2 separate regions of the Homo sapiens genome follow, and region 2 is linked to region 1. Evidence: chromatin loops called from intact Hi-C (ENCODE). Cell type or tissue: heart left ventricle. All regions are shown on one strand. Links, peaks and the distances in the headings refer to the core of each region. The heading gives the core; the rest is flanking DNA. Region 1 overlaps MPRIP (myosin phosphatase Rho interacting protein). Region 2 has its middle 14 kb from the start of MPRIP.

Region 1 (15,156 bases), core at 5,982-10,981:
CAAGAAGAGAGGAGAGGGGTGTGAATATGGGACTGGTAGGTGCTGGGGCTCCCCGGATAGGGACGGCAGAGCCCGGATGAGTGAGAACAGGGGAGTGGGTAAGGTTAAAAGGCAGGGCAGGGAGAAGGGAAGTCCAGACTTCACCCAGCTGAGAGCACAGAAGAGCTCCCTTGCCAACTCCTACCCAAACCCACCTCGTCTAAAAGAGCTATGTAAAGTGTGGCCCAGAATCCTGGAAGTGGGAACTGGAAAGAGCTGCCAACTTCCTCTACCCAGGCCCAGGAGAGACCCGGCAGCCCACGCAGCTGTCAGGGCTATGCAGAGAAGACCTGGGAAGAAGACTGGGTGGGACTGTCCCCAACCCACCCAGCTCCCAGCTGCCTGGTGGAAGTGTCTGCACCTTCTTAGGGACCAGCTTTGATGTGACCAGAGAGCTCAGACCCAGAATGGCGCTCCAGAGCCTAGGGATGAGGTTACTGGGAAGAGGAGTTATAATGGGAAACAGAGGGAGGCAAGAGAGGGAGCAGAGGAAGGGGGCTGTCAGCGAGGGCAGGAGACAGAGGAATGGGAGAAGGAGGCAAAAGCACTTGTCCCCAGGGTGCATAGGCCACACCTGACTCCCTCACGCAGCTGAGCATCCCAGCTTGTGGGAAGGTGAGGGCGGATCACGAGGTTATGCCACGTGAGAACCTGCCTGTTGGACACGAACTAACGTGGCCCACAACCAGGGCGAGGGGAAGGGGAAGAGCGTCAGGCAGCTTATTCTGGCTTTGGATACGCCACTGAGCCACCACACACGTAGGGCCCAGATGGCATGTGCACCCGGTACCTTGGTCCATTAACGATCTTGTCTACCCAAGCTGCATGGGTATGGCAAGCCTGAATATGCAACAGAAGAGAGCAGAGAAGTGACCCAGGAGAGGGGCTTGGGATGGAGTGAGGACTTCTGGCAGGACTTAAGCTGCCTGCTGGAGGCAGTCCAAATGCTAAACATCACCCTCTCCTAATACCACATGGTACAACACATACCTCTATGTGCTGGTCCTAGAACCAACCCTGCTCCAGACACTCCCCAGCTTGCCCTGGAGACCCAGGACTCCCATCCATCCCACCTGTTACCCACACCCTCCCTGGGACCCAGCTCCTGTGGAAAGGGTGAGGGTTTCCTAGGGAAGCCACCTGGGCAGAGGAAGCCTCGGCTGTGTGCTGCCCGGCCAACAGCAGAAACAGGTGTGAGCCAGAAAGTGCAGAAGGTGCCCCTGGCCAGGCTCCTGTCTCTAGGCCCTGGGTCTCCTCGACTGTACCACGAGGGTTCTTCAGAGGCCCTTGACATTCTTGATCATATGGTTCTGGATTAAGATTGTGGGAGACAGAAGTGCTCCTCCAGCTCGGCTCCAGGTGCTCAGAAATGCAAACCTGCCTCTCTCCAGGGGAGGACTCTAGGGGAGAGCACACCCCCGCAGAGAGCGCCCCCGGGACCCAGCACTGGCTCCTGGACGCCTTGCCATGTGGCCCTGGACTTCCAGCTGTGCTCACTCACCAGGCTTGGCCAGGCTGCAGCTGAGAGGCTAAAGAAAGGCTGGTGCTCCGAGTCATCTGTGTGTTCAAACTCAAGGGCTTCGTATTCCTGATTCCCTCTACTCTGTACTGCTACAGTCAGCCTGGCCCAGCAAGCCCCAGGTTTACTTTCTCCCAGAGCTTCTTAGACTCATGTGCCTCCTTCTCAGCCTTAAGCAAGACAGGGATTCTCGGAGATCCAGTTTGTGAGCTCCTGTCAGGCCCAATGAGCCTGTTCACCTGCACGGACTATGTACGGCTTTTCACCATGGCCCAGGCCATGTGGGTAGCAAAGAATTCCCTGCTAGACTGGGAGCTCTGGGAAGGCAGATGCTGCCCTGGGCTCAGCACTGCGCTCAGGCCCCTGGACTGTGGGCTCTCTCAACCTGAGCCAGTTCGCCACTCTCAGGGGACCTGGGTGAGTGAGACACTTACCCATTCTCTCCACTCACAGAAACCAATCTGTGCAGTGGCAGCAGAGTGGCTCGGGTGTGAGGTGCTGGGGATGTGACTGAGACACCTCCCACCCCCACCACCACTGACAGAGACACACGTGGACACAGCAGATAACCTGGCGCTTTCATAGGTGGTGGAGCCCAGCACCAGCCCTGGAAGGAGGAGCAGCCATCCCAGACTGGGGGAGGGCGTGCCCAGGTCATATGATTCAGGGACTGATCCCCTTCCAGGTGGAGGGGCAGGTGAGTTGGGGGTGTGGTGAGTGCAATGGTGGGGAGGCCCGAGGAGGGTAAGGTGGCCAGAGCAAAGAGGGGCCCCAGAGGCTGCAGGTGGAATGGTGAATGTCCTGATTTCTGCTGTGCTCAGCACACAGCGGTGTTGAGAACAGAGACAGAGCCCAAGAATAGAGGCACACGGGGAAGTAGACAACATCGACACTGCCACAGGGGCAGGCGGCCCATCTGGTGTTGGCCCTGTGGCAGGTGGTGGTGCCTTGTTCCACAGTGCCAGCATACTCACCCACTGACGATCTCCTTGGTCTCCGCCCGGATGAAATGCTCCTTCTCAGGCGTCAGAATACACAGGGAGAACTTCTGGCCCGTGCGGCCCTCCCCATCCACCACATCTGTGCACTGGTTCATGTTGATGGTGCCCTGAGGAAGGGTCGTGGGCTGGAAGAAGGCGGCAGAGAGTCACCCAGAGGCCAGCCAATGGGGCCACAGATGTCGTACAGCCCCAGGCCATTCCTGACCCTCCCAGCCTGTGGGGCCTCTAGGAGTGCTCTCCCTCACTCCAGCCCCAGCTCCTCTTCCTTTGTGCCCATCCCAGGGAGGACAGGGACAGGCCTGGCCTTCTCCAGAGGACACCCAGCTAAACATCCCTCCTACGTGGAGAGCGACATCCCACTTGCACTGGAGGGGATATGCAGGGGAGGACAGGATGGGGACAGCTGCGGTGACAGGGGCAGCTGAGATCCTGGTCTCAGAAGGGCTGCTGATCCCACAGAGAAGCAAGAAAAAGCTCCAGAGGAGGCAGTTTCAAAATAGCAGGGTTATTTTTAGAGGCAAGGAGGGGGCCAGAGAGAAGCCACATCCTTGAGAGCAGGCTGTGGGGTGGGTGCACTGTGCCTTCTTTAGAGGCGGCCAAGGAGCACGCCCGGCAGCCTGGCCCACGGCACCTTCCCAGGGCCATAGCAGAGCCCAGCAAAGGCTGCCACACCAGCTCTGGCATGGCAAACAGTAACTTTTTTTCTTACAGCAAAAACTGTTACACACTGAAATTAGGGACAGAAAACCAAAAGCAGGAAAGGATGCCTTTAAGAAATCCCTACTGAGGCAAAGGGCTAGGCAAGAGGACCTTTATGGAGATGACTTGTTTAGCCCTGTACCCTCTGGCCTCTTTCTTACTCTCCCAACGTAAGGATGCTTTGGGAGAGCAGATGGGTTGCCATGGTTACCACCACACCAGGGGTGCCCCTGTCCTTAACACACTCCACACTGACTCCACCCCACTAATGGACAGCTGCTGGCTTCTCCACTGAGCACCCCCAACAGCCCACCATTTCCTTGTTCTCATTCTTGAAGAAGCAGAAGATGCTTCTGATCCATCTGAGGGGTGGCCTGCAGTTGGGCTGCCTTCCACCCAGAGGCCATCCAGCCTCAAGCTCCTTGCTGACAGTCAATGGGGGCTTGGTCTCAAGAGCAGGATGCTGGGTCTGGTGCCCATGCTGAGCTCAGACCAACCACTCTCCACACCCCGACCTTCTTCCTTTCAGAAACAGGTTAGGTGCAACCTCCTTGTCCCTCCACCTCAAGCTCCTGTGATCTTCCTGTTACTTCCTCTGACCTACTTGCCACCTCTTTCTACACCCCTTGATGCCTGCCTGCAGGAGTCAGACCGGAGGGCTGCTGGCTTTGCAGAGCCCTTGCCTACATGGCTGCTGGCTCTTTTCTCCATGGTTAAATGTCCAGGTCCAAGAAGCCTTTCCTTGTGGGGTCTCTGGACTCAGCCATCCCCCGTGGGTCCAGCTCAGAAGGGAGGTGGCACAGCAGGTGGGATGGAGGCTGGGCTCACAGGGAAGCCTCCTTCAGTGGCTTCACCCTTTCAGCATACACCATTGGCATCCTGCCTCAACACTGACCCTGGGGGGACACGAGGAGGAGCCACATTCAAGCCCAGCTCAGTGCTCTCCATCAGTGGAGTGGCCCGCAGGTGTCTCTTCCAGACACTCTTGGAGGGTCCTTGAGAAGGAGCCAGGAAAGGGAGATGGGTAGGGTTGCTCTGCAACCAAGCAGTGGGTGTTTCTTGAGAAGGAGAGGGTACAGGAGGCAGCCTCAGACCCCATCTTTATGTTAGTCCAGGAAGCCTGGATCCAAGCCCCTGCCACCTTCTGGTTGGGGAGACCCACACTGAGTGCTATGGCCACAGCCACAGGACAGGTGGGCCTTCCTGCCCAAGGTGGGGGTCCTGGCTTTCCTAATCTCCTCTCTCCAGCTCCAGCCCCTTTACTCTATTTGACAGAAATTCTCATCCTGGGCATCCTGGCATAGTGCAGGTGCCTGTCTGAACCCTCTGGGCAAATGAAGGGTTGCTCTGACTTCCCTCTTGAGCCCAACACCCCCATGCAAAAGCGCACCCCACCTCCACCTCCCTAGACAAGGCATCTTGTCTCTCTGAGGTGGACTCTCTTGTTTGCTGAGGAAACTCCATGGACCACAGTGAGGACTGGATGACATGAAATGGTAAAGTGGCCAGTGCACTCGTTACTAGAGTGTCAGAAGCCATCCTGAAGGAACCACTGTGGAGGCAGAGGGGCTTTCCTAAGGTGGCCCTTCCTCTCTGGTCTTTGACTCCCACCCTGGTCCTTGGGACCGTGGTCTCAAACTGCTGACAGTACAGGCCCTGGATGAGCTGTGTATCCATACCATGGTGCCAGTCTATTATGAGTGTGCATGCGTGTGCACACACACACACAGAGACATATGTTAGATGGAATATATCAACAGAAATTCCAAAGTTTTCTTCTCAAGGGATCATCCACCGGCCCCCTGGAGGCACAGACCCCACTTTGAGGCCACTGTTCCAGGGTTCAGTGTCACCAAATTGCTCACTGTCCCTGAAGCCCACTCTTCCCTCTTACGCAGTAATTGTTTGGGCACTTGGCCCCCAGCTGAACAAAGCCCCTGCTCTGCTGCTGAACGTGGTTGTGTCTCAGCCTCACCAAATGAGTATGAAGCAATGCCTTCCACCTCTCCACCTCTCTGGGCCTCAGTTTCCTCATGTGCAAAGTGAGGGTTCTATCTCCTTCCAAAAAGGATTTCAGAAGCATTAATAAAAGGCAAAAACATACCAAGCTGAGCCAGGACTGAAGGAAATTAGCATGTATTAACTACCTGTGTGTCAAGATTTCACAGTTACACTCCCTTTTATGCCCTCTTCAATATTACTTACTGTGAGGCGGGCATCACCTAACCCTATCACACACAGAGAAAGGAGAGCAAATGGGGGTAAATACGTTATCAAAGAAGGGAATATTTTAACTCCAGAGCCCAATCTATTTCCATGGAGGAGGGAAAAAAAACTTCCTGCTCTTAATCAGATGATCTCATTTTTATTTAATCCTGGTATTAACTTTTCGTTTTTTCTTTCTTTTTTTTTTTTTTTTTTTTTGAGACGAAGTCTCGCTCTGTTGCCCAGGCTGGAGTGCAGTGGTGTGATCTCAGCTCACTGCAACCTCCATCCCCTGGGTTCAAGGGATTCTCCTGTCTCAGCCTCCCAACTAGCTGGGACTACAGATGCATGCTACCACACCCAGCTAATTTTTGTATTTTTAGTATTATATTTTTGTATTTTATAGTAATTTTTGTATTTTTAGTAGAGACGGGGTTTCACCATGTTGGCCAGGCTGGTCTCGAACTCCTGACATCAACTGATCCGCCTGCTTCAGCCTCCCACAGTGCTGGCATTACAGGCGCGAAGCCACCGCCCCTGGCCTAACTTTTCTTTTTAACAACAGCTTTATTGAGATATAATTTACATACAATTTACCTAAAGTGTACAGTTCAATGGCTTTTAGCATCATGTTCACAGAGCTGTTCTGCAATCAAGTGCAGAACATTTCCATCTCCCCCTGAAAAGCCATTCGCAGTCACTTCCCTTTGACACCTGTCCCCACCTCAACAACTGCTAACCTGCTTCCTGCCTCTGTGGATGCATCTCTTCTGGATACCTTGCATAAATGGAAAAATCTGGCTTCCATTTAGCATATTTTCAAGGATTTAGCATATTTTCAAGGTTCCTCCGCATTGCAGCATGTGTCAGTCTTTCAATACTTTTTACAGCTGAATAACGTTCCATTGTGCGGCTATACCGCATTTTGTTTATCCATTCATCTGTTGATGGACATTTGGACTGTTTCCATTTTTTGGCTACTGTGTATAGTGCTGCTGTGCACATTCCTGTACAGTGCTCCTGTGCTCTCATTTCTCTTGGGTGTGTACCTAGGAGCAGAAGTGCTGGGTCATATGGAAACTATATGTTTAACTCTGAGGAGCTGCCAGACTATTTCCCAAAGTGGCTGTGCCATCTCACATTCCCACTAGCACTGCGTGAGGGTTTGGGACTAACTTTTTAAATTGTATTTATGTACTGCTTCTAACCAGCACTCTTGGAAGACAGGTCCAGGTACGTACTGAGGACCTGCTATAAAATAGCTCCCTTTGGCCAGGCGCAGTGGCTCATGCCTGTAATCCCAGCACTTTGGGAGGCCAAGACGGGCGGATCACGAGGTCAGGAGATCGAGATCATCCTGGCTAACACGGTGAAACCCTGTCTCTACTAAAAATACAAAAAATTAGCTGGGCGTGGTGGCAGTCGTCTATAGTCCCAGCTACTCGGGAGGCTGAGGCAGGAGAATGGCGTGAACCCGGGAGGCGGAGCTTGCAGTGAGCCGAGATTGCGCCACTGCACTCCAGCCTGGGTGATGGAGCGAGATTCCATCTCAAAAACAAAACAAAACAAAACAAATAAACAAAAAAACAACAAAATGAAAACAAAAAACAGCTCCCTTCGATTGTGGAGAGAAAGGAACACTTATACACTGTTGGTGGGAGTGTAAATTAGTTCAGCCATTGTGGAAGACAGTGTGGCAATTCCTCAAAGACCTAAAGATAGAAATACCATTTGATGCAGCAATCTCATTACTGGGTATATACCCAAAGGAATATAAGTCATTCTATTATAAAGACACATGCATATGTATGTTCACTGTAGCACTATTCACAATAGCAAAGACACGGAATGCCCATCAATGATACAGACCAGAGAAAGAAAATGTGATATATATACACCATGGAATATTATGTAGTCATAAAAAAGAATGAGATAATACCCTTTGCAGGGACATGGATGGAGCTGGAGGCCACTATCTTTAGCAAACGAACACAGGAACAGAAAACCACACAGCACATGCTCTCACTTGTAAGTGGGAGCTAAATGATGAGAACATATAGACACATGGAGAGAAACAACACACACTGGGGCCTTTCAGAGTGGGGAGGGTGGGAAGAGGGAGAAGATCAGGAAAAGTAACTAATGGGCATTAGGCTTAATATCTGGGTGATGAAATAACCTGTACAACAAACTTCCATGACACAACTTTACCTATGTGACAAACCTGCACTTGCACCCCTGAACTTAAAAAAAGAAAAAGAAAAAGAAAATAGCTCCCTCCAAGTCTCAGTAGTGCAGTGTTCCCCCTTCCCCTGCTGCCGATGGGGAAGCAGCAACAACAGCACCAGCACAGGCGCAGGGCACAATGGTGCTCATGTTTGCGCCCATGCCCTTGAATACCACGCACTGCTGCAAACTCTTCCCGTGTCCTCTCACTGAACATTCCGAACACACTATGAGGCAGGCACTACTGTCACTCTCATCCCGCAGACAAGGAAGCAGACTGCTAAGAAGCTAGGTGCAGTCATGCACCGCACAACGATGTTAGTCAACAGCTCCCTCTATGTTTTGCTAGGTTTGGATACATCAATACTTGCCACTGTGTTATAACTGCTTGTGATATTGCAGTATATGCTGTACAGGTTTATGGCTTCGCAGCAATAGGCTCTACCACAAAGCCTAGGTGTGCAATAAGCTGTACTGTCTAACTTTGTGTAAGTGCACTCTAGAATATTTACACAAGGACCAAACTGCCTGAGAAAACACATTTCTCAGGATGTGTGCCTGTCATTAAACAACGCAGAACTGTAATTTTGATTTAAGGTCACAATGCTAGGAAGTAGCCATGTCAGGATTCAAACCCAGGCACTCTGGTTCCAGAGCTGGTCCCCCTGCTGCTCTGCACTCAGCAGCATTTCCAGACTGAACAGACTCAACCAATGGCTCCAGGGAGCCCCTCAGCCAGCACCTCTCCCCTCCCCTGCCTCTGCCTAGGGGGCAGGATACAACCATCTGTGTCTGGGTAGGCCTGAATCTTGTGCTGCGAGAGTAAGGGCAAATATCTAGGCTGTAACCCAAATCCAGCCAGAAGGAACGCCTCAGCTCTAACGCTGTCAGCAAAGCAACTCTGATGAGCTTCCTGCCCTAATTCTATACCTCCAGAGGTCAGGAATCCAGGTTTCCTAGGAGGCTGAGCTTCACCTAGTTTTGTTTGATTCATTTTCCAAAAAAAGAGACGGCCCTCTGTAGGCCATCGACTCTGCTATGTCACCAAGTTATGGGTTCAGCCCCCACATAGCCCTCCAGCTATCTGGAGCCTCTGGTCCTCTTCTGGGCTCCACCCTACCCCAGCTAAGGGGCAGAGTTGCTACAGGCTGCAGATTGTTTAGGCAGGAGGACACAGGACTCAGGCTTCTCTCCAAAGAGATGAGCACACCCTGCTCCTCCTGCCGGTCCTCTGTCCACAGGCCCATGGGAGGCTGGAAGCTCTGTGCACTGCAGCCAGGGCATCTTGTCAGAGGCCAGAGTGACCTTCCTGGGTTAGGATAATACTGCTATAGCAGCCTCTCCAACCGGGGACTCTCCACCACACCCCTGGCCCAAGCAGAAGCACTTTTGGGAAAACAGGCCTTTGTTTCTTGTTGACCCCATGAGTGTGGGAAGGCAAGCTTCTAAGAGCCAGAGGGAAACAAGAGGAAAGTAAGCAGAAATATGGTGAGAGGCTGTTTGGCGTTATCATCAGGAGGACCTTCCTTCCAGGCAGCTGCTGTTACAGAACCAGTCGCACGTGAGACCTGGGTGGGAGTCTTCCCTTTATCCCCCAATCCCTCATTCAGACCAGAAAACAGAGACCCAAGAAACAAAGGCTTTCCCCTAGGGCAAAGAATTACTCCCAAAATCTCAAGGTCAGAAAGGGGATTTCAAGGTGAAACCTGACTTCCCCCCACACCTGAGGTCCTGAGACAGCATGTTTCACAAACTCATCCAACCAAGGCCCACATGGAACACCACATTCACACCATGATGAGCACACACACAAGTGCACACATGCACATGAAATGGAAAACGGTGAGTCAGTATTTCTACCATGTGCACTGTATTTATTATTTTTTCATATGCACTGTGACCCACTTAAGGAGTATGAAAAGCTTTGTCTGCAAACTTTGGGGCTGAGCGGTCGCCTTGCTCATCTGCACTCTGGCAGGGACAGGCAGCTCGGCACGTTCTAGGGAGGACACAGGGAATTGCCTTGCAGTAGAAGCAGGAAGTGTATTCACCACTTCCTGGGTGCTCACTGTGGCCAGGCCCTGAGTAGCTACAGGTACTGATGACAGCTTCAGGAGGCAGGCACATCATTGTTCTGACTTTCAAATGTACAAGCTGGGGCTCCAAGTGATTATGGGACGTGGCACTCTGTGGGCCACCCAGAACAAGTGTGGTCCTCTCTGACTGGCACCCTTGCCCCTCTCTCCTTGGCATCTTTCCTCCCTGGACTTAACAATTGTTTGCACAAGGTCATGCCTAAGTTTATCAGAGAAACTGTAGGCAGGGCTACCCAGCCTGGACCACGTGGAGACTTGCCCAGCACGGCCCCTGCCTTCAGCCTGGCACTTCACTGAGCTATGGCCTGATTAGGCAGCGCCCAGGCAGGAACACCACCTCCCTCCTCCCTTGGGCTGGTGGGCTGTGCTGCAGACATGGTCTGGCTGCTCGAGCCAGGTCTAAGGAGAGGTCCTTCCTTTCTTTGGAATTCAGGACATTGGCTCCAGAGTTTTCTCAGGAAGGAACACAGCCCTTGGGGAGCACCAGCTGAGTTCCTAGGCGCCCCTGGAACCCACATCCTGGGAGGCACAACACAGGAGCAGGGCTCATGGGGGCTGTGTGGCTGGCTCAGGTCAAAGGTGGTCTCCCGGCTCTTCTTGCTGCAGCCAAACTGCTTCTAGGAGCCCGATCTAACAAATCACAAGCCCCTCTCTTTTGAGGAGGTGCTGGTGACTACCCCAAAGGCCATCAAGTGTAGAAAGGGCACTTAACTCTTGGCCCAAAGTCCCTCTGGGGCTGCAGACCTCCCCAGGGAGCAGCACTCTCCACAGACAGATATCCCCAAAGCCCAAGTCCTCTGAGGAAACTGGAAAGAGCCGCAGAAAAGGGGTCATGATCCCATGCAGGCCCAGAGTAAGCAAAGCCTCTGCCTGGCCTCTGTGCCACAACTCAGAGAAGTGTTAGGCCAACCACGCCTAGGGACTGACAATGGGCCTAGCAGGTACCCACCAGGCAGAACTCCCTTCCCCCTTCCCAGTCGTCACCGCCAGTCCTGGTGTACTCCACAGTCCTCATGGTTCAAAGGGCAGTTCCACAATCATCCTCCACACTGTAGCCTCCTGAAGCTGCATGGAACAGCCCCTAGGCTGGGCTGAGCCCTCATCCCAATGCCTGTCCTCAGGTGTCAGGTCTGATTCCAGGTCCTATCACCTCCTTGGGAAGGGAGCCATGATTCTGCACTCTTCCCCACCCTTCAGGTGTCCCACATGAAACCTGCATGCTACAACCTGGCAGACCCCAGAGAGGGTCCTGCAACCCCAGAGGGACTTTGGGCCAAGAGTTGGATGCCCATTCTACACCCGATGGCTTTTGGGGTGGTCCCCAGCACATCCTCAAAAGAGAGGCTTGTGATTTGTTAGATCAGGCTCCTAGAAGTAGTTTGGCTGCAGAAAGAAGGGCCGGGAGACCACCCCATGACCTGGGCTAGCCACACAGCCCCCGTGAGACTCCCAGGACCTTAGGCAGCTTTGGCCAGCCAGGGCTACCTAGGCTGGACCTACAGCACAGGCCAGGGAGACCAGCTCATGGGGCTTCCATCAGCCCAGGACAGGAGGAAGAGCTGGAGCCACAAACCACTGCTCTCCCAGCTGTTTCCCTCTGCAGAAGTTCTGAGATCTAAGGTAGACTCTAAGCAATCTGTTTTCAGAGCTCTCTAGCCAAGAAGAGCCTACCCTTGGAGTCAAGTCCTAGCTCTGCACTCACTAGCTCTGTGATTCTGGGCAAGTCGCAAATTGTGAGCCTCAGTTTCCCTAATGTAAAATGGTAGTAAATATAGGCCTCGTTTTGATTGTAAAGTGGTGTAGCTATTGTGGAAAACTTTAGCAGTTCCTCAAAAAATTACAGACAGTTTCCATATGACCCAACAAGTTGATTACTGGATATATACCCAAAAGAACAGAAGACAGGTACTCGAACATATACACAAATCATATCGTAGCAGCATAATTCGCGATAGCCAAAAGGTGGAAACAGCCCAAATGTCCATCAGTGGACAAATGGATAGACAAAATGCAATATTCATACAATGGAATATTATTTTATTCAGCCATAAAAAGAATGAAATCCTGACACATGCTCCAACATGAGCAAACCTTGGAAACATCACGCTAAGTGAATGAAGCCAGTCACAAAAGGACACACACTGTGTGACTCCATCTTGGTGAAATGTTCAGAAAAGGCCAACCCATAGAGAAAAAGCAGAGGAGTGGTTGCCAGGGGCTAGGGGAGGGGAATGAGAAGTGGCCTAATGTTTTGGCCTAGAGATTTCCCTTTGGGGTGATAATCTACCCCCTTCTGTCACAAGACTACAAACGATACTGCACAGCTGAAGCGGGACTCGAGCTCAGGCTCGGGATGGCACACCCGTGCCGCCTGCTGCTTCTCAGTGCACATCACCACTCTCCTACCAAGCAAGGGTGGTGGTCAGAAGACGATGGGTTCAACAACTTTCCTCGAATGTTTGGGAAGGAGGGAGGACAGTGTCGGGCATGTTCCGTCTTCTACCCTGTGGCAGAGAGGCAGGGCTCAGTGGACTGAGGAGCTCTGGGCATCATGGGCCACCGTCTTCTGCAAGGGGAGGGGGCACATCCTCTACTCAGAGACCATGGCCATCTACTTGTGCTAAGATGGCTGATAAGGGCTCTTGAAAACAATGGACCAAGCCGAAGGGTCAATCCAAAGGCAGCTGAGTACCGTGCAGATTCTCCCTGTGCCTCTCTGGCCCTTGCCTTGGGGCCCTGGGGAGCACCAGAGGCTGGTTTCCCAGGCCACATTCCAGGGGAGAGCAGGGTCTGCCCCTCTGCTGAGCCCCAGGCTGACAGCACCTGGCCCCAGACACTACCTGCAAAACATTTCTGACCCCTCTCCCCAGCTGCAGATGCATGCGGGGCAGGCCCTTTCCCACTGCCCACCAATACAGACTGGGGACTGGCAGGACGGAGGCCTCAGACCTGTGATTCTGGGAGTTCCGTGGGAGGCTTGGCTAGATGAGGCCAGCTGGGAACACCTGGTACACAGTGAAGAGGCCCATGGGTTCTACCCTCCTAGGCACAGCAGTGCTGGGAGCCTCAGAATGATTCAACAGGAACAGCCCCAGAACCATTCTTCATGAACATAGATCCGGCCAAGCCAACCCACAACTCAACTGCTCCAACAGCTCCCAGCCCAAGCTCTGCTCCCTGCACCAATTGCCCCACCTTGCCTCCTGGACCTACTTGCTGGCCTGGGAGACCCACGGTTACCCGCTGCACAGAGCAGCCTCCTTTATCACTGTCCTGCCGGAGAGGCCTGCCTGGCACATCTCCCCTCCTGGATCATTGTCCTGTGCTCCCTGAAGGGAGCCCCTGTGCAGAGGCCATGGCCCATCCACAGGTCTGCCCAACTGCTCTGCATACTAAGCCACAAGGTGCCTGATAAAACTCCTTGTATTTACTCTATACACCTAGGTCAGCACCTTCCAATATGTGCTTCAGTAAACATTTCTGAATGATGGAACAAGCCAACCCTGCTAGATTTATATTATAGATTTAATTATAATATAAATATTTGATTTACTTATATATGTAATAGATACGTTTTATTTATAAAATAGAAACCATCATTTTAACCAAAATCCCATATTCATTAAGGGTTAACAGGATGACACGTGTGCAAAGACCAGACAGTGGCAGGCTCTGCAGGGCATGAGGTAGAGAAGCTGTCTGGAAAGAGATGCAGGCCCCTGAGGAATGGCCTTTGCATGATCAGCACCTAGGCCACCAAGTCCATGGTGTTGGTCTGAAGCCACCACCCCAGCCTTGGGCCAATGACTCTGCTGCAACCAGCAGATGGTAAAGTTGTGAGATGATGCTGCATGACTCCATTTACATCAAGCGTCCAGGACAGGCCAATCGATAAAGATGGGAAGCAGGAGGGGAGGAGTGGCGGTGGCAGCTAAGGGATGCAGGGTTTGTTTGGGGGTTGATGAAAAATGCTCTGAAATTAGATTGTGTTGGTGGTTGTATAACCACGTGAATATCCTCAAAGACAATGACCTGTACACTTCAAACAAAACAAAACAGAACACTGCACAGATAACAGGGAGAAACCACAGGCTCAGCAGCAAGCAGGCCAGGCCTTCCAACAGGCCTTCATGGCTCCATCACGAGAAAGAGCTCGCCTCCCTGCCAACCCAGGCCTGGAAGGCCCTCTACACCCCACCTCTCCCTAACGTCTGGACGTGGAAACTCAGGCCCAGGCTTCCTAACTCCTAGCCCACCACAGCATGCCGCCTCCATCACAGAAGAAGCAGGAACCATGCAGTCAGGGCCAAAATCCCGAGGCCCTACCTTTCCTTCCCTCTACTGGAATGTGACAGTGGGTGTCACCACAGACGCAGAGCTACCGCTCCCATCCCAAGTAGGCCCTCTTCTAAGATTCAGCTCTGGCCCCAGAGACAGTGCATGCTTTCTGAGGCATTCGTGGATTAGCAGGAGGGGGCCTCCAAGATGTGCAGCATCTGCTAATGCCAGCAGCAACAATGCAGTGTGGGCCTCGCCCCAGCCTTGGTGCTGCAGTGCGTGGGCTGGGCCTTCTGCTACAAGTGACTTTGTGGGATGCTGAGGAAATGACCCGTTCAGGGCTTTCCCAGGGGCATAGTTAGAACCACTAAACTACTTTTTTTTTAACGGAGAAAATAAGAAAACAAGGACCTTTTTCACTTGCTGCCAAGACCAGGAAGTTCCTCCTCACACCTGCTACGCCAGGCTGGCCTGCTGGCTTCGGCCGCTGCCTGGGCAGCGAGATACCAGGGCCCCCGCCAAATGGCCAAGGGCCCTCTGCCAGAGGAGCTTCCCTTGGGAGCCCTCACCCAGTTAAGGCCCACCTTCCTCCTAAAACTGGTGGTGGGTGGGCGGGGGGTAGATGGGAAGAAGGTAGGAGAGGCATGGGAACTGGGGAAGAACAGCTTTTCATCCCCCTCACCCACCACAATGGTCAGCTAGCAGGATCCACCAACCAAGGGTGACACTACACCATATGCAACAATGAACTTGAAATGGAGCAGATACCTCAATGCAAGAACAAAGGCTATAAAATGCACAGAAGACCAAGGAAAAAAGCCCTGTAACACTGGATTTAGCAACCATTTCTTGGATATGACGCCAAAAGCACAAGCAACAAAAGAAAAAAAAAAGATAAACTAGACTTCATCAAAATTAAAAACCTTTGTACATCTAAGGACCAAGAGAGCGAAAAGGCAACCTAGGGAAGGGAAGGGAATACTTGCAAATCATATATCTGACAAAGTATTAGTATCTAGAATAAACAGCTCCTAAAACTCAACAACAAAAAACAATTAAAAATAGACAAAGGATGTGAATATACAAAGAAGAT
Region 2 (15,156 bases), core at 5,238-10,237, 93 kb after region 1:
TCTCCTAACCCCTTTCCAGTTGCCACCCCAGAATTAGTATTATCCTCAGCTTACAGATGAGAAAACTGAGGCACGGACAAGGCAAGTATTCAAGGTCATACAACAGTAAATGGTAAGCCTGGGATTCAGACATGGGCAGTATCTTCGTGAGCACTGCTCTACACAACCTCCAGCCCAGGGAGCTGCACGTGGCCCTGACAGCATCGGGGGCTGGGCCCCACCCTTCCCTGGAAGCAAGACCACAAGATCTCGGAGGCCCTTTCCAGCTGTGACGCCATGAGGCTTTTCTACAGCAGGCACCAAATGACAATAGTCTCCAGATGTGCACTAGGAGAGAATGTAGTGCACTTGACACAGAAAGTCCACCAGAAGGGCAAGTTGGACATGTTATTTAAATTTTAAGTCTGTGACCACTTTGACATAGTGATTCCACTTCTAGAAAGATAGGTTGTAAAATTGCTCACACAGGTACACAGATATTATGTACAAGGATGTTCATTCCATCATTGTTCTTAATAGCAAAAATTGGAGATACTCCAATTGTCTATCATTAGAGGATCGGATGAATAAATTATGGCTCTTTGATACAGGGGAGTACCATGGGGCTAGTTGTTAAAGACTGAGATAGTGTTGACGTGGCCATCCATCTCAAAATATGGTGAAGTGAAAAGCTGTTGGAGAAATGGTGTGCATTGTAGTAGCTCATCCTTGTTTTAAGAGTGTGTGTGTTAGCAATATTCACAGTTAGTGTTTACATGGAGAAGGTCAGGGGCACATACACCTAACCGTTCATTGCAGTTAACCCTGGGAGGTGAAAGAATGGGGACTCACACTTAAGCTAGAGATTTATATCATGTTTAAAATTTTTAATAAAAGCTTTTGTTTTCTTACTAATATAGAGAAAATCATATAATGAAGGTGGATGTATCCATTACCCAGCTTCCATATCAACTCAGGACAAGTCTTGTTTCAACCATACTCCCTCATCTACTGTGTGTGTCTGTAAAAGATAAGAACTATTTTCAAAAAGTAGCCACAATACCATTATCATACCTAAAAAAACAATAATTCTTTAATATCATTAAATGCCCAGTGAGTGATTTCCAGTTATCTCCTAAAAACAGAAATTATTTTTGTAATAAGAAAAAAAAGGCTGAAAAAGATAAAATTGTCAATCCAAAGAGCAGATTAGTACAAGTTTCCTGGAGCTTTGTTTAGTGATACTTATCAAGAGCCTTAACAATGTGCTTACCTTTTGCCCTAGTAATCCCAACCTGTGAATTTATTCTAAGAAGAAAAAAGAACATTGAAGAGGTATACAAACATTGTTCACTAGAGTGTGCAGTGTCTGTTACAGAGAAGTTGTTTGAAAACTATTTGTTGAGGCCAGATGTGGTGGCTTACATCTGTAATACTAGTACTTTGGGAGACTGAGGCAGGAGGATTGCTTGAGGCCAGGAGTTCCAGACCAGCCTGAGCAACATAGCAATACCCCATCTCTACAAAAACATTTTTTAAAAATTAGCCAGGCATGGTGGCTCATGCCCATAATTCTAACTACTTGGGAGGCCAAGACAGGAGGGTTGCTTGAACCTAGGATTTCAAGGCTATAGTGAGCTGTGATCACATCACTAAAACTCCAGCCTGGATGACAGAGCAAGACCCTATCTCAAAAGAAAAAAAAACAAACCACAATTTTTTTTGAATTTGAAGTTGAGCTCCTGCTGTGGTTTGCAGCTTTGTTTGTAAAAGAAAAGCTGAAAGTCATGGAAGTGTGTGACATTAGGGTACTGGCTAAATAAATGAGGGCAGATCCATAAAATGAAACATTGTTCTGTCATGTAAAATCAGATTCTAATAATACACATAGATAACCACCGCTTCCAAGAGGCAGAACTTCATCCTCATCCTCTAATGGACTATGGAAAGAAGAAAAACAGTCCTTTTACAGTGAAGAAACTCAGCAGATGCTCCCTCAACATCGCTGGTGGTAAGTCTTGTGGCTACTGGGTACCCCCTGATACAATGACAGGGGCACCTCACCTCTGTGATCTTTTACCCAAAAACTAATAACCTCAGTCTCATGAGAAAAACATCAGACAAACTCAGATGAGGGGCATTCTACAAAATACGTGAGCAGCACTCTTCGAATGTGTCAAGGTCGTGAAAAACAAGAAAAGACTCAGAACTGTTAGGGACCAGAGGAGCCTCAGGAGATGACGGAGACTGAATGCCATGTGGGATGCCGGATGAGATCATGGAACAGAAAAAGGGCATTAGTGGGAAACTGGCGAAATCCTAATAGAGTCTGTCGTCCAGCTAATAATGTTTTACTAATGTTAACTTTTTAGTTTTGACAAATGTAGCATGATTATGTAAGATGTTCACATTAGGGGAAGGTGGGGGAAGAGTATGGGAACTTTGTGGAACTTTGCTGTAAATCTAAAATCACTAAACAAAAATTATTCAAAAAATCAGGGTGTAGATATTTATTAGTATAGAAATGTATTCACAACATATTAAGGGGAAAGTATGTATGGCCTCACATAGTTTTTGCTGAATGAGACCGTATTTGTAAAAACTCTAATAACAAGGTGTATGTCTACATGAATGTGTATATATGCACATGTAGGCTGGGCACGGTGGCTCATGCCTGTAATCCCAGCACTTTGGGAGGCCAGGGTGGGCGGATCACCTGAGGTTAGGAGTTCGAGACCAGCCTGGCCAACATGGTGAAACCCCATCTCTACTAAAGATACAAAAAAATTAGCCAGGCATGGCGGTGTGCGCCTATAATCCCAGCTACTCGGGGGGCTGAGGTAGGACAATCTCTTGAACCGGGGAGGTAGAGGTTGCAGTGAGCTGAGATGGCGCCACTGCACTCCAGCCTGGGTGACAGAGCAAGACTTCATCTTAAAAAATTATATATATATATATATATATATATATATATATGTATATATATATAATGTACATGTGCATACACACAGGGACACAGGGCTGCATATGTATGCGTATGTGCGTATCTAGCCATTCATGAACAATGTTTGTGTACTTTTTAAATTTTTTTTTTCTTAGGATAAATTCATGGGTTGGGATTGCTAAGTCAAAAGATAAACACATTGGTAAGGCTCTTGATAAGTATCACTAAACAAAGAGCCAAGAAAGTTGTAGTAATCTGCTCTCTGGATTGACATGTTTTTCTTTTTCAGGACATGCAGGGAAGCATGTAGTTCCAGGGTTGCACACTCAGAGGCCTCTAGGGCCAGGCAGGTGGCAGCAGTGGCCTCAGTGATCTGGGGTGTCCATGCTCCTACAACAGGCAGCAGCTCCATGGCCTCGGTCGTAGCCGTCTGTCCTACAGGATTTGGGCCTGGTCGTGATCGATCTTTTAATTTTCCAAAAGAAATCAGAAATCGAGGTTGTTACACAAATTGTCAGGGCCTACTCAGCTGTGGGGAGGGGGCCTTCAGGGTCCCACAGCCAAGAAGAAGAGGCCTGGGACTCAAGAGGCAGGCAACACAGGCCACAGGCTGGGCTGTCCCTGCCCTGGCCCCACCATCTGCACCAAGCCTGGAGGACGGCCAGCTGGCCGGGGCAGGGAGAGGCGGCAGCTCTTCCGGCCTGCGTGCCTGCGTGTGGCCAGGCTGGGGAGTGGAGGTTTGCTCAGAGTCCACAGGAATGGGGGCTGACACTTCTAGTTCACCATATCACTTCAGGGGCTGTGACTCGTGGGTGTGTGTAAGAGTCATTGATATATCATCTCCTTATGTGTCTGTGTCTGTGCATGTCCAGAGGGTGGTCTGGCTATCTCTGAGGGTGTTTCTGGGAATGACCATGTTATGTGTCTACATGCATGTTGGCCTGTTTATCTGGGGGTCTGACCTGCATCTCTGACTTGTGAATATGTGTGTGAATTGTACAGATGCATCCATCTTTGCATGTCATATGATCTGTGAGATGATGGTACATATTTATGTGTGTTTGTGGGCAACTGGGCTATCTGGCTGGCCCCACTGCATATATATCTGGGCTTCTATGTGATTGTCTGTGAGTGTCATTGTGTGTGTGTATTCTGTCTGATTGAGCTGTATATGTTTGCATGTCTGTTTTATATATGCAGGTCCATGTGTCCATATCTATGTGCATGTTTGGGCTTGGCAAGTTGCCTCATACCTATAATCCCAGCACTTTGGGAGGCTGAGGCAGGAGGATCGCTTGAGGCCAGGAGTTTGAGACCAACCCGGACAGCATGGTGAGACCTCATCTCTACAAAAAAATTAAAAATTAGCTGGGCATGGTGGCACACACCTGTAGGCCCAGCTACTTGAAAGACTGAGGCGGGGGGATCGCTTGAGCCCAGGAAATTGAGGCTGCAGTGAGCTAGGATGGCATGACTGCACTCCAGGCTGGGCGACAGAGTGAGAACTTGTCTCTAAAAATAAAATAAAAATAATAAATAGAATAAGGTAAGTGCAGTCTGTGCCTATGCCTCTGCACAAGTGCGTGTCAGCATGCATAGTTGTGTGTTGTGTCCGGCTGAGTAGGCACATGTGCATGCGTGTGAGTGTTGGATGCTGGGGCAGTCAGGGTTCGAGTCACTGACAGTCAGCACCCACTCCTCACTTCCTCATGCCTGGTTCCTACAGGTCCCCACAAGAAGCATGTAGGGCCCAAGCACCCCCTGCCACCTCTGAACCCCAAGCACAGGCACGAGAAGGTAAGGGTGGCCGACTGCAGGGCCCAGGCTTGGAGGACCCTGGAGCCGACTCCTGGTGCATGTACCACGACTGCCAGCCTGCCTTGGCCTGGCTCCTGGGAAACACTTGCCCTTGGCCAACTGGAGAGCTGTCGATTTGGGACACAGCCCCACAGTGGCCACCACTTTATCCCACCCTCAAATACTTCCTAAGGCCATTTGTTGCTAGGAGACGGGTACAGGCAGCCTGCTTTGATGGCTCTCTAGACACAGGCTCCAGGGACAGGAAGCCTGTCTGGCCCCTTTCCTATGAAGTGGCTGGGGAGACTGGGGGTGGGCATCGGGGATGAAGGATAGACGGGGCAGCTTGGACAGAGTAAGCAGCAGGAAGTCTCAGAGCCTTAGGAGCAGAGGGGCCCTGGTACCCCTTGGTCAGGATGCTGAGCCCAGAGAGGGCAAGATCCTGACTTAGGTCACACAGCAACAATCCCCGGCAGAACTAGCATTCCTTTTGGAGAAATTCAGAGTTCATGGCCCCAGGAGTCATTCATTCACTCATGCATGCATTCATTCATTCATTCATTCATTCATTCATTCATTCAGCAATTACATATTAAGCATCTACTATACGCCAGGCCCACTACTAAGCCCCGGCATACAGCAGTGGAAAAGACGGAGGCAATCCTCACCTCACAAAGCTGATACTCTCGTCAGAGAGACAGAAAACAAGTGAAGTTAAGATCACGTCACTTTGTGCTAAGGGCTAGTAAATAAAATTACACCATGTAGAACATTGGAGTCGCTCTGTCCAAATGGTGGCCACTAGCCCCATGTGGCTATATGAGTTTCAAGTAATTGGAGTAATTGAAAATTAAGAGTCCAGTTCTTCCATTGCAGTAGCCGCATTTCAGGGGCTTGTTAGCCACACGGGGCCGGTAGCTTCTGACAGAGGCTGGTGACAGTGGACAAAGAGCACTTCCATCACAGAAGGAGCTGCCGGACAGGGCTGGTGTGGGGAGTGGACAGAAGGCTGGGGGCCAGATGGCCGAGGACAGCGACATCTAGGCTGTCCTGCTGAGAAGGGGCGGCCACATGGTGATGCACCCGGGGGACAGGACAGCAGGTGCAATGCTGGCCAGGTGGGGATGTGCTTGGTGTGTTCAAGGGACAGAAAGGACAGAGGCAGTGAGGGGAGAGGAGAGAGAGGTGGGGTTGGGGAGGTCAGCGGGGGTCTCTGGGGCCTGGGTAAGGAGTTTCTGCTTTATGTGGAGGGCGTCAGGAAGCCATGGGGGGAGGGGTTAAGCAGGAGAGTGGCATGGTTTTAACAATATATGGAGAATGGATTTGTGGGGGCAAGAGTGGAAGGAAGGAGCCCTAGGGAGGAGGCTGTTGTGTCACAGAGAGGAAGGTGACTGAGACCTGGGTGATATGGGAGTGGGGGTTGGGCAACAGCCATCATAGCCCAAGCCTCAGGGTTATGGATCCAGCTGTGCCTGAAGCTACGGCTTGCTTGACACCCCCTCTACCTCCTTCCTCCTCTTGGTTGCTGGGCACTGACTTGAACACCCCTCATTACTACCACCCACCTATCCCCTCCCTCACAAAACCCCCGACTGTCTCTCCTCCTATCCCTGTGCGGAGCACTCAGACGGGACCTAGGCTTCCCTCAGTGCCCTGGGTCCAGTTTCTTTTGCCGGGCTTTGCCCCTCTCATCGCATCCCAGGGTTGATAAGCTAGCCCTGTCTAGTCACATTGAGGTCCTGGGAAAATACCTTAGGCCACCTGGTGTTTCACTGACTTTCCCCACCAGGACGCTTTCCTGGAGCTGTGAGCAGGATGCAGGAGGAATCAGCTGGCTCTGGGTCTGGGGGGTGGGAGTGACTAAAAGAGAAGGCTCAGCTTCAGTTGCAAAGTCCCCCAGAGGGACTTTGGTTTGTTTACGGGAAGAACTTCCCCTCTATAAAAGGGCCGATGTCATCCTTGTGCATTCGTGCATTCACAGTGGAGGGGATCCCCTAGGACCCTAAAAATGAGGTGGAAAGCCTTCTCCCTAGGGCAGGCGTCCAGAGGCCGGCTCTGCTTCTCAAACGCTGGGCACTCATTCCTCCTCAGGATCTTTGCAGCTGCAGTTCCCTCTGCCTGGAATGCTGTTCCCCTAAGACCCCAGGTGGCGTCTCCATCTGGCTGCCAAGTCTCCTCCTGAGCGATTATGCGGATTACCTGATGAGCACGGCTTCCTCCTTGGAAGCACCTTGTTTTGTCTCCGGTACTAGAACGCCAGCTCCACAAGGGCAGGGCGGTTGTTGATCTTGTTTTTCTCTGTCCCCTCCTGTCTGACACTATGCCTGGCATATGGTGGATGTTCCCAGGAGGTTTCTGGAATGAGCAGATGTCTGGGGTGAGTGTGGGCAGGTGGCTGCCATGCATACAGAGCCTGCCAGGCCCCAGGGGGCTCAGACTCACCCTCTGACTGCACCCTCCCAATGGGGATCAGGACTTTGAGGCTTGGAGAGGTGAGGTCACTCACCCGAGGTTGCACAGGCAGTATGTGGTGGGCCTGGTCTGGAGAGGCCTGGAGGGGACTTGGGGGTGTTGGAGGCTGGGCCACGGCCTGGGGACACACTGCCTTTCCACATGACAGCTCTCCATCCGTCCACAGCCCCTGCTTCCCCTGCCAAGTCGCACCTGGGGCTTCCCTGGCCACCTTGGGTCCTCAGGTACAATTGCACTGCAGGGCACTGGCCTGTGGCACACAGCAGCAGGCCCTGCAGCCCAGATTCACACAGCAAGCGAATGAGGCATAGCTGAAAACCGTGCACATGGTGGCCTCAGTCCACACAGGGTGGACCCAGCCCTGGACAGGCATGTGGCTCCACCCAACACTGAGCAGGCAGCCCTGCCTCCTGAGTGCACCTGCCACGCCCAGGGCTTACGTCAGCTGGGGGGACTGGGGCAGCCTCTCTGAAGAATGCAGCTCATTGTCAGCGATGGGGCAGGATTCCTTCGCAATGGCCACACCCAGAGGCAAGTCTGTCCAGGCGGACAAGGGCAGCTGAGTGAGGCGCCCTAGGAAGTCTGACCCCCTCTGCCCTGTGATGGTCCAGCAGCTCCAGGAAAAAGGACCAGAGTACCCATTGCCACCTGACCTTGCAACCACACACACGTGTGACTTTTATAATGAGAGAAAAAAAAAAACATGTTATAAAAACAACTTCTGTATGACTTGCCCAATGCCAGGATTATTCTAAGCATGGACTCTTTTTTTCATTAATTTTAAAAAAATGTTTGAGATGAGATCGTGTTCTGTCACCCAAGCTGGAGGGCAGTGGTGTGATCATAGCTCACAGTATCTTGGAACGTCCAGACTCAAGGGATCCTCCTGCCTCAGCCTCCTAAAGTTCTGGGATTACAGGTCTGAGCCACCACACCCGGTTTAAGCTCATATCTTGATCCTCACAACAACTGTCTGAGGAGGAAGTATTATCCTTACTCACACTTTGTAGTTGGGGAAACTGAGATCTGGGTAACTGGCCCACGTTCACACAGCCAGGAAGTGGGGGGCCAGGATTCACACCCAGTGTGGCCCAGTGTCCTCCTGGCTCCTGAGCAGCACCGCACACAGCTTTCAGAATCGTGCACACAGCCATCACTCTGGAACCATAGGGTAGGGCTGAGAAAACTGGGCATGAGGGTTGAGTTCCACCTACCCGTCCACACGCCTGGTCCAGAATTTGCTCAAGATCTTTATTGAACAGACGACACCACATACCATGATGGCAAAAAGGCCAGGCTCTGGTTGAATTTCAAGAACAGGCAAAGGCAGGTGTGGCAGCTCACGCTGGTAATCCCAGCACTTTGAGAGGCTGGGGTGAAAGGATCTCCTGAGCCCAGGAGACCAGCCTGGGCAACATGGAAAAACCCTGCCTCTAAAAAAATACAAAGATTAGCTGGGTGTGATTGTGAGCCCCTTGTAGTCCTAGCTACTTGGGAGGCTGAGGTGGGAGGATCACTTGAGCTGGGGAGGTTGAGGCTGCAGTGAGCAGTGATGGCACCACTGCACTCCAGCCTTGGCAACAGAGTGAGACCCCATCTCAAAAAATAAAGAAATATATACATACATATATAAATAAATAAATGCTGGCTGGGTCCAGTGGCTCACGCCTGTAATCCCAGCACTTTGGGAGGCTGAGATGGGTGGATCACAAGGTCAGGAGTTCAAGACCAGCCTGGCCAACATGGTGAAACCCCCTTCTCTACTAAAAATACAAAAATTAGCTGGGCATGGTGGCACACCCCTGTAATCCCAGCTGCTCTGGAGGTTGAGGCAGGAGAATCGCTTGAACCTGGGAGGCGGAGGTTGCAGTAAGCCAAGATTGCGCCACTGTGCTCCAGCCTGGGAGACAGAGAGAGACTCTATCTCAAAAAAATTAATTAATTAAAAATAAATAAATAAATGTTATTGTGTATATTTAAGGTATAAAAGCTATATTATATATAAAGATAGTAAAAGTATAACTATAATGAAACAAATGAACAGATCCATCATCTGAGATATTAACAGTGAACCGTAGTTTTGCTTTTGTGGCAGGAGCAGCTAAAATCTACTTAACATGAATCCCATGCACTGTGCAACTTTCTTACCTGTGGTTCCCATGCTGTACATTAGATCTCTAGGCTTGTTTTGTTCTTTGTGTGTATTTGACTTGTTTTCTTTGATTCCACACATAATTTCCTCTTCTTTTTTTTTTTTTGAGACGGAGCCTCGTTCTGTGGCCCAGGTTTAGTGCAGTAGCGCAATCTCGGCTCTCGGCTCACTGCAACCTCCGTCTCCCTGGTTCAAGTGATTCTCATGTCTCAGCTTCCGAGTAGCTGGGACTACAGGTGTGTGCTGCCACACCTGGCTAAGTTTTGTACTTTTAGTAGAGATGGGGTTTCACCATGTTGGCCAGGCTGGTCTCAAATGCCTGACCTCAAGGGACCCTCCCACCTCGGCCTCCCAAAGTGCTGGGCTTACAGGTGTGAGCCACTGTGCCCGGCCTAATTTTTTTTAATGAATAAGAAATGCAGGCTCTGGAACCTGGCTTAAATCTCTGCTACTTTTGGCTGGGTGACCTTGGTTTCTCTGCTTCCGTTTCATCATGTGTATGTTTGGGGGTGATCCTACTACTGTAACAACAATGGATTATCCAGAGCAGAAATGAGGTGCCAAGCACCCAGCGCCGTGCCTGGCACATAGGAAGTGTCAATGAATTGGTACCAATGATTGATAGTGAGATTTACACCATGAGCCACGAGACATTTACCTACAAATATTAGCCAAGCACTGCGTGTGCCAGACCCTGGGCTGGGCTCTGGGTATAAAGCAGGAAACAGAACAGACCCAGCCCCTTTGCTCAGGGAGCTGACATTCTAGCGCCTTTGCTGTCAGCAACAGCTCACTGTGACTTGCCCACAGCTGCACAGCTAGAAGTGCTTCAGGGGACCCAAGCCTGACCCCTCTGTGGGGGAAGCATATGCTTTTGCTGCCTGTGCTTGGGGTATTCCTGAGGTCCTGACAGACAGTCCCTGCCCAGCCCAGGGATCCTGTGCCTGTCACCTCCAGAGAGGTGGGACAGAAATCCCGGGAGCTCAGAGCAATAAGGGCTGTGAGTTAGTGAGTGACACCCACTACTGGGCTCCAGGAGGGAGAGTACAGGGTGCTGTGCCTCTCTGCAGGGTCTCCAGGGGAGCCAGGCCCACAGCAAGGCCCCACTCACTAACATAGGTCACTTTGGCCTCCCTCCCTCAGGTCTACCTCCTCCCTCCTCTATTGGTGTTTCCTGGGACCATATGTCCCCCAAAACAACTTGTCCCCAACCCTATGTCAGAGCCTGCTTTTGAGGGTGCCCCTTAACAGAGCCAGCCATGGGCCATGTGGGGTGATATATCAGAGGGGGTGGGGATGCCCCTGGCCAGGGGTGTGGGCCCGGCTGCCCTCTGGGACAGCTAGACAGGAGCCCTGTTCTTTCTCAGGAAGGTTCTGCAGAGAGCAAGTGGTCTGGCTGTGGATTCAGTCAGCTCCTGGCTTTTGGAGATACTCCTGGCTGCTCTCCCAACCCTGAGTCCCTCGGGAGGCCATGGTCACCGAAGGGAGGGGGCTGGCTTTCAGCAGGACCATGTGGTTGGCCCTGACCCAAGGGAGAGGGGCCTACCCATGTGGGGCATGGGGGATGGAGTCAAGTACTTCCCAACAAGCCTGGCTGGAGCCCTGCTCGAGGAATGGGGTGCCTCAGGGTCTCCTGCTTCCCACCTGCCCTGACCTCTGGCACCAGGCTCTGTCCTTACTAATAGCCTCTGGACAGCAGGCGGAAGCCCAGAGCTGTGTGGCCTTCCCCGAGCTCTCCGAGGCCTGCCGTGGCTCCCCCTGCCCCTACAGTTTCTGCCTGTGCTTTGTACTTGGGATCTCGGGGGCTTCGTGGCACCAAGGGCCTACCAGGCTTTTCGGGAATTTAGCACTGGGGGCCACAGGGCATAGGGTAGGTAGGATCAGGCACCCAGGCGGGGAAAAGAGCCCTCTCGGACGGCCAGGAAGATGCTGCCAGCCTGGATCCCAATGTCGCGGACGCTCTCAGTTCATCCTTCTTGCCACGAATCCCCCAAATGGCATCAGTAGCCACAGCAACAGGAGCAATAATTATCTCTCTCTATGTGGAGATGGGCTCTTTACAGAGGTCATCAAGTTAAACTGACGTCAGTAGTGTGAGCCCTTATCCAGCATGACCCGTGCCCTCATAAAAAGGGGAAATTTGGGTCCGGGCATGGTGGCTCACGCCTGTAATCCCAGCACTTTGGGAGGCCAAGGCGAGCAGATCACAAGGTCAGGAGTTCCAGATCAGTCTGGCCAATATGGTGAAACCCCGTCTCTACTAAAAATACAAAAATTACCTGGGCGTGGTGGCGGGTGCCTGTAGTCCCAGCTACTCGGGAGGCTGAGGCAGGAGAATCACTTGAACCCGGGAGGCGGAGGTTGCAGTGAAGCCAAGATTGTGCCACTGCACTCCACCCTGGGCAACAGAGCAAGACTCCATCTCAAAGAAAAAAAAAAAAAGGTGGGGGGGAATTTGGACCCAGAGATGTGCATAGAGGGAAGACAAGGAGAAGAGACATGGGGGGAAGACAGCGCTACCGTGCCAAGGAGACAGTCCCAGAACAGAGCCTTCCTGCACAGCCCTCAGAAGGCCCTGTCCACAGACACCTTGATCTGGGACTTACAGCCCCCAGAACTCTGAGAAAATTGCTTGTTTTAGCCACCCAGTCCATGGTATTTTGCCACAGCAGCCCTAGTAGACTAATGCACATTTTTATTGCGATACAGTCCACTCGCCAGGCGTGGTGGCTCATGCCTGTAATCCCAGCACTTTGGGAGGTCAAGGCAGGTGGATCACTTGAAGTCAGGAGTTTGAGATCAGCCTGGCCAACATGGTGAAACCCTGTCTCTACTAAAAATACAAAATTAACTCGGGTGTGGTAGTGGGTGCCTATAGTCCCAGCTACTCAGGGGGCAGAGGTGAGAGAATCGCTTGAACCCAGGAGACAGAGGTTGCAGTGGGCCTAGATTGTAACATCGCACTCCAGCCTGGGTGACAGAGAGAGACTCCATCTTAAAAAAAAAAAAAAAAAGAGAGAGAGAGAGATACAATCCCCATGCCAGAAAATTCATTCATTTAAATTGTACAATTCAGTGATTTTTTATTCTAGTAAAATAGTTGTGCATCCATCACCATGACCTAAGTTTAAAAGATTTTCTTCACCCCAAAAGGAAGCCCTGTACCCACTAAGTGGTCACTCCCCATCCCCTCCCCGCAGCCCCTGGTAGACACTCGCCTGCTTTCTGTCTCCACGGATTTGCCTGAGCTGGACATTTCAATACATGGGATCAGACAATCTGCAGCATTTTGTGTCTGATTCCTTCACTCAGCATCATGTCTTCGAGGCTCATGCACACCATGGCAAGTCCACACATCATTCCTGTCTGCGACTGAATAACAGTCCATTGTACTGATGATCCGTTCATCAATTGCTGTGTCATACAATTTTGTTTTAAAAGGAGGATCTGAAGCATGGCAAATGTTCACATGTGTTAAATCCAAGTGGTGAGAACATGGATATTTGGTATTTTTCCTTATATTTTTCTGGATGTTTGAAAGGTTTTATAATTTTTATGTTAATAAATATCATTTCAAAATATGTATTGAAGGAGAAAGAGGAATCTCCAGGCGCAGAAGGGAGGGGAGTTGTTGACATGCTAAAGAAAAAGATGGGTCTGGTATTAGGAAAACAGCAAAGGATTCCTGAACCTTCTTTCTTGACTTCCTGTTCCGAGTGTCACAGGGACAGGGATGTTACTTAGCAGCCTCAGCCTATGAGCCCCACAAGGGTGGGGACCAGTCTGTGGTATTCTCAGCTCCCTTCCCAGCAGGGCCTGGCCCAGAGGCAGTGCTCAGGGAAGGTGTGGGATATTCCCTGAGAGTGGGAAGGGGCCACCAGGCTGCTGGGTTGGACCTGGCTCCCCAGCCACTGCAGCCTTCCCCTCTCCCAGCCAGCAGGCTCAGCTCCAGCCCCAGCCCCACTTCAGTAACCGCCACGCGCATTGATGGGGAACTCACTGCCTTAGGAGGTGGTCACCCCACTGCTGACCACCAGGGAGGGGCGCCCATAGCCCCTTCTACTTGAGAGATAGTCCAGTGGCAAGCCCAAGGTGAAAGGCTCAGAGGACAGATGTGTCTGGGGACATGGAGTGGTCTCACCTGTCGCCACTGACCCTGTGCCTGGTACTGGTCCTGGGCTTTCCTTGTGTTTCATTCTCCCAACAGCTGCAAGAGAAGGACTCTAATGATCCCATGGAAAGATGGGCTCCAAGGGGCACAGTGCTGGCCAGATGTCCCATGGCCAGGACCCGAGCTCATTCTGCACACCATGCCCTCCTTATTAACTCATCACACCCAGCAGCAGACCCAAGGCCCTGGGACTGAGACCTGCCTCTGCCCAGGGACTCCCAAGCTCACCTGGTCATCAAGCCTCCACTGCCCTAGCCCGGGGTGGGTTGCCTGCATGGCACCCCGGGCAAGGAAGATCTGGGCCTACCGGATGAGCTAGGTCTGTCAGCCCTTTTGTTTATAGAAGCTTTTGGGGGGCCTTGTGGCCAGGTGTTGAAACAAAGGTGTCTGTGTCTCCATAAGTCCATTTGGATTTCATCCTACTTGCGTAGGATGAAAAATCTACATTTTTCACCCAAGATGATGCCTTATCTGGCAAACACTGTGCCGTGATGGGTTTATAGGCGCTGTGGCTGAAAGGCAACCCTAGCCCTAAAGGAGAGGCTGTTTCAGATTCCCCTGTGAGCTGGAAGTGGTGGGAGGAGAGCAGGCTTCCTTATCCCAGTGTCATGACCAGGCCAGGCCAGCCCTGCACCCTCTTCACCAAGGTCCTGCCTAGCTCTGCTCCGGGGCAGGCTGAGCTGGGAAACAAGTCAGTAAGTCCATAGTACAGCTGGGGGCCCCTCCTTCAGTGAAAAGGCACAATCGTGCTTCTCAGGAACCAGCTTCAGATGGAGCCCAGAGGGGTGGGAGGGAGGGGACTGGTCTCCCCTCCTACCACACTGGCATTCTTTCCTCAAAACCTTGCAAAATATGACTGTGCGGCTCCCTGCTGTGGCACGGCACTTGTGGCATCATCGAAATGCCAGTAGGGGCTGGCACCGGGCTGCCCACGGCCCCAGCAGGCACTGTCCCCGCTCCCCTGGGCTATGAGGAGCTAAGCGGGTGGGCCCCTCCCACTTCGTCTGAGGCCCAAGAATGCTGTCATCTGGCCACCCACAGCTTTATCAGTGTGGCCTTTCTCAGGATTGCTGGGACAAAGGGCGTGGGTGTTTTCAGGACTCCGGCGGATTCTGGGAATGTCTCTGCCTTCCCAAATCGCCAGTTCCCGGAGGAGGACAGGACCCTCACCCACCTCCTCACTAAAGGAGAAACTGAGGCCCAGAGCAGGGTAGGGACTTGTCTGAGGTCATGCCTGCTTTGTTGGTGAGAATCGGACCTTACTTACCATTTCTGGGTCACAGGCTCCTTTGACAATGTGAAGGAAATTCTAGACCCATTACTCCAATGCCCAAGGGCCAGGCCTGCGGTGTTGATGGCTGGCATGGTCTGCTCGGCATGGGATTTGTCTGGAGCCCATGTCCCCCACCTCTGGCTCACTGTGGCCCTGCAGGGCACCCGGTCGTCCAGTGTTTCAGAGGAGCCAAAGAGCCATCTTTCTGTGTGAAAGCTACTCATGTTCAAATGTTGGCAATGCATTAAAAATGTAAAACTAGACCGGGCACGGTGGCTCACGCCTGTAATCCCAGCACTTTGGGAGGCCAAGGCAGGCGTATTACGAGGTCAGCAGATCGAGACCATCCTGGTTAACATGGTGAGACC

Evidence for each region. Hi-C counts contacts between places; a loop is a spot of excess contacts. Peaks named below come from ENCODE experiments on the same cell type or tissue, not always from the same donor. Only the 100,000 strongest peaks of a DNase experiment are listed, where the experiment ranks them.
Region 2: a loop joins it to region 1, with 2.3 times the contacts of the local background. A loop is called at or near these places in 4 of 110 quality-filtered maps.

Annotation. Positions count from the first base shown.
Region 1 is chr17:17,114,230-17,129,385 of GRCh38, reverse strand. It overlaps MPRIP (myosin phosphatase Rho interacting protein), which reads right to left. Exons shown (of 24, transcript NM_001364716.4): 4 at 2,533-2,684. Among named protein-coding and RNA genes, the nearest start is that of MPRIP, 79 kb to the right of the region's middle. RefSeq lists enhancers at 904-1,403, 1,404-1,905, 2,370-2,869, 9,631-10,156. In heart left ventricle, for the core only: a CTCF peak has its summit at 8,387; DNase peaks (open chromatin) are centred at 9,695 and 10,065; H3K27ac peaks cover 2,880 bases.
Region 2 is chr17:17,020,747-17,035,902 of GRCh38, reverse strand. No RefSeq gene overlaps it. Among named protein-coding and RNA genes, the nearest start is that of MPRIP, 14 kb to the left of the region's middle. RefSeq lists an enhancer at 5,965-6,539. In heart left ventricle, for the core only: no CTCF peak of the experiment used is centred there; a DNase peak (open chromatin) is centred at 7,609.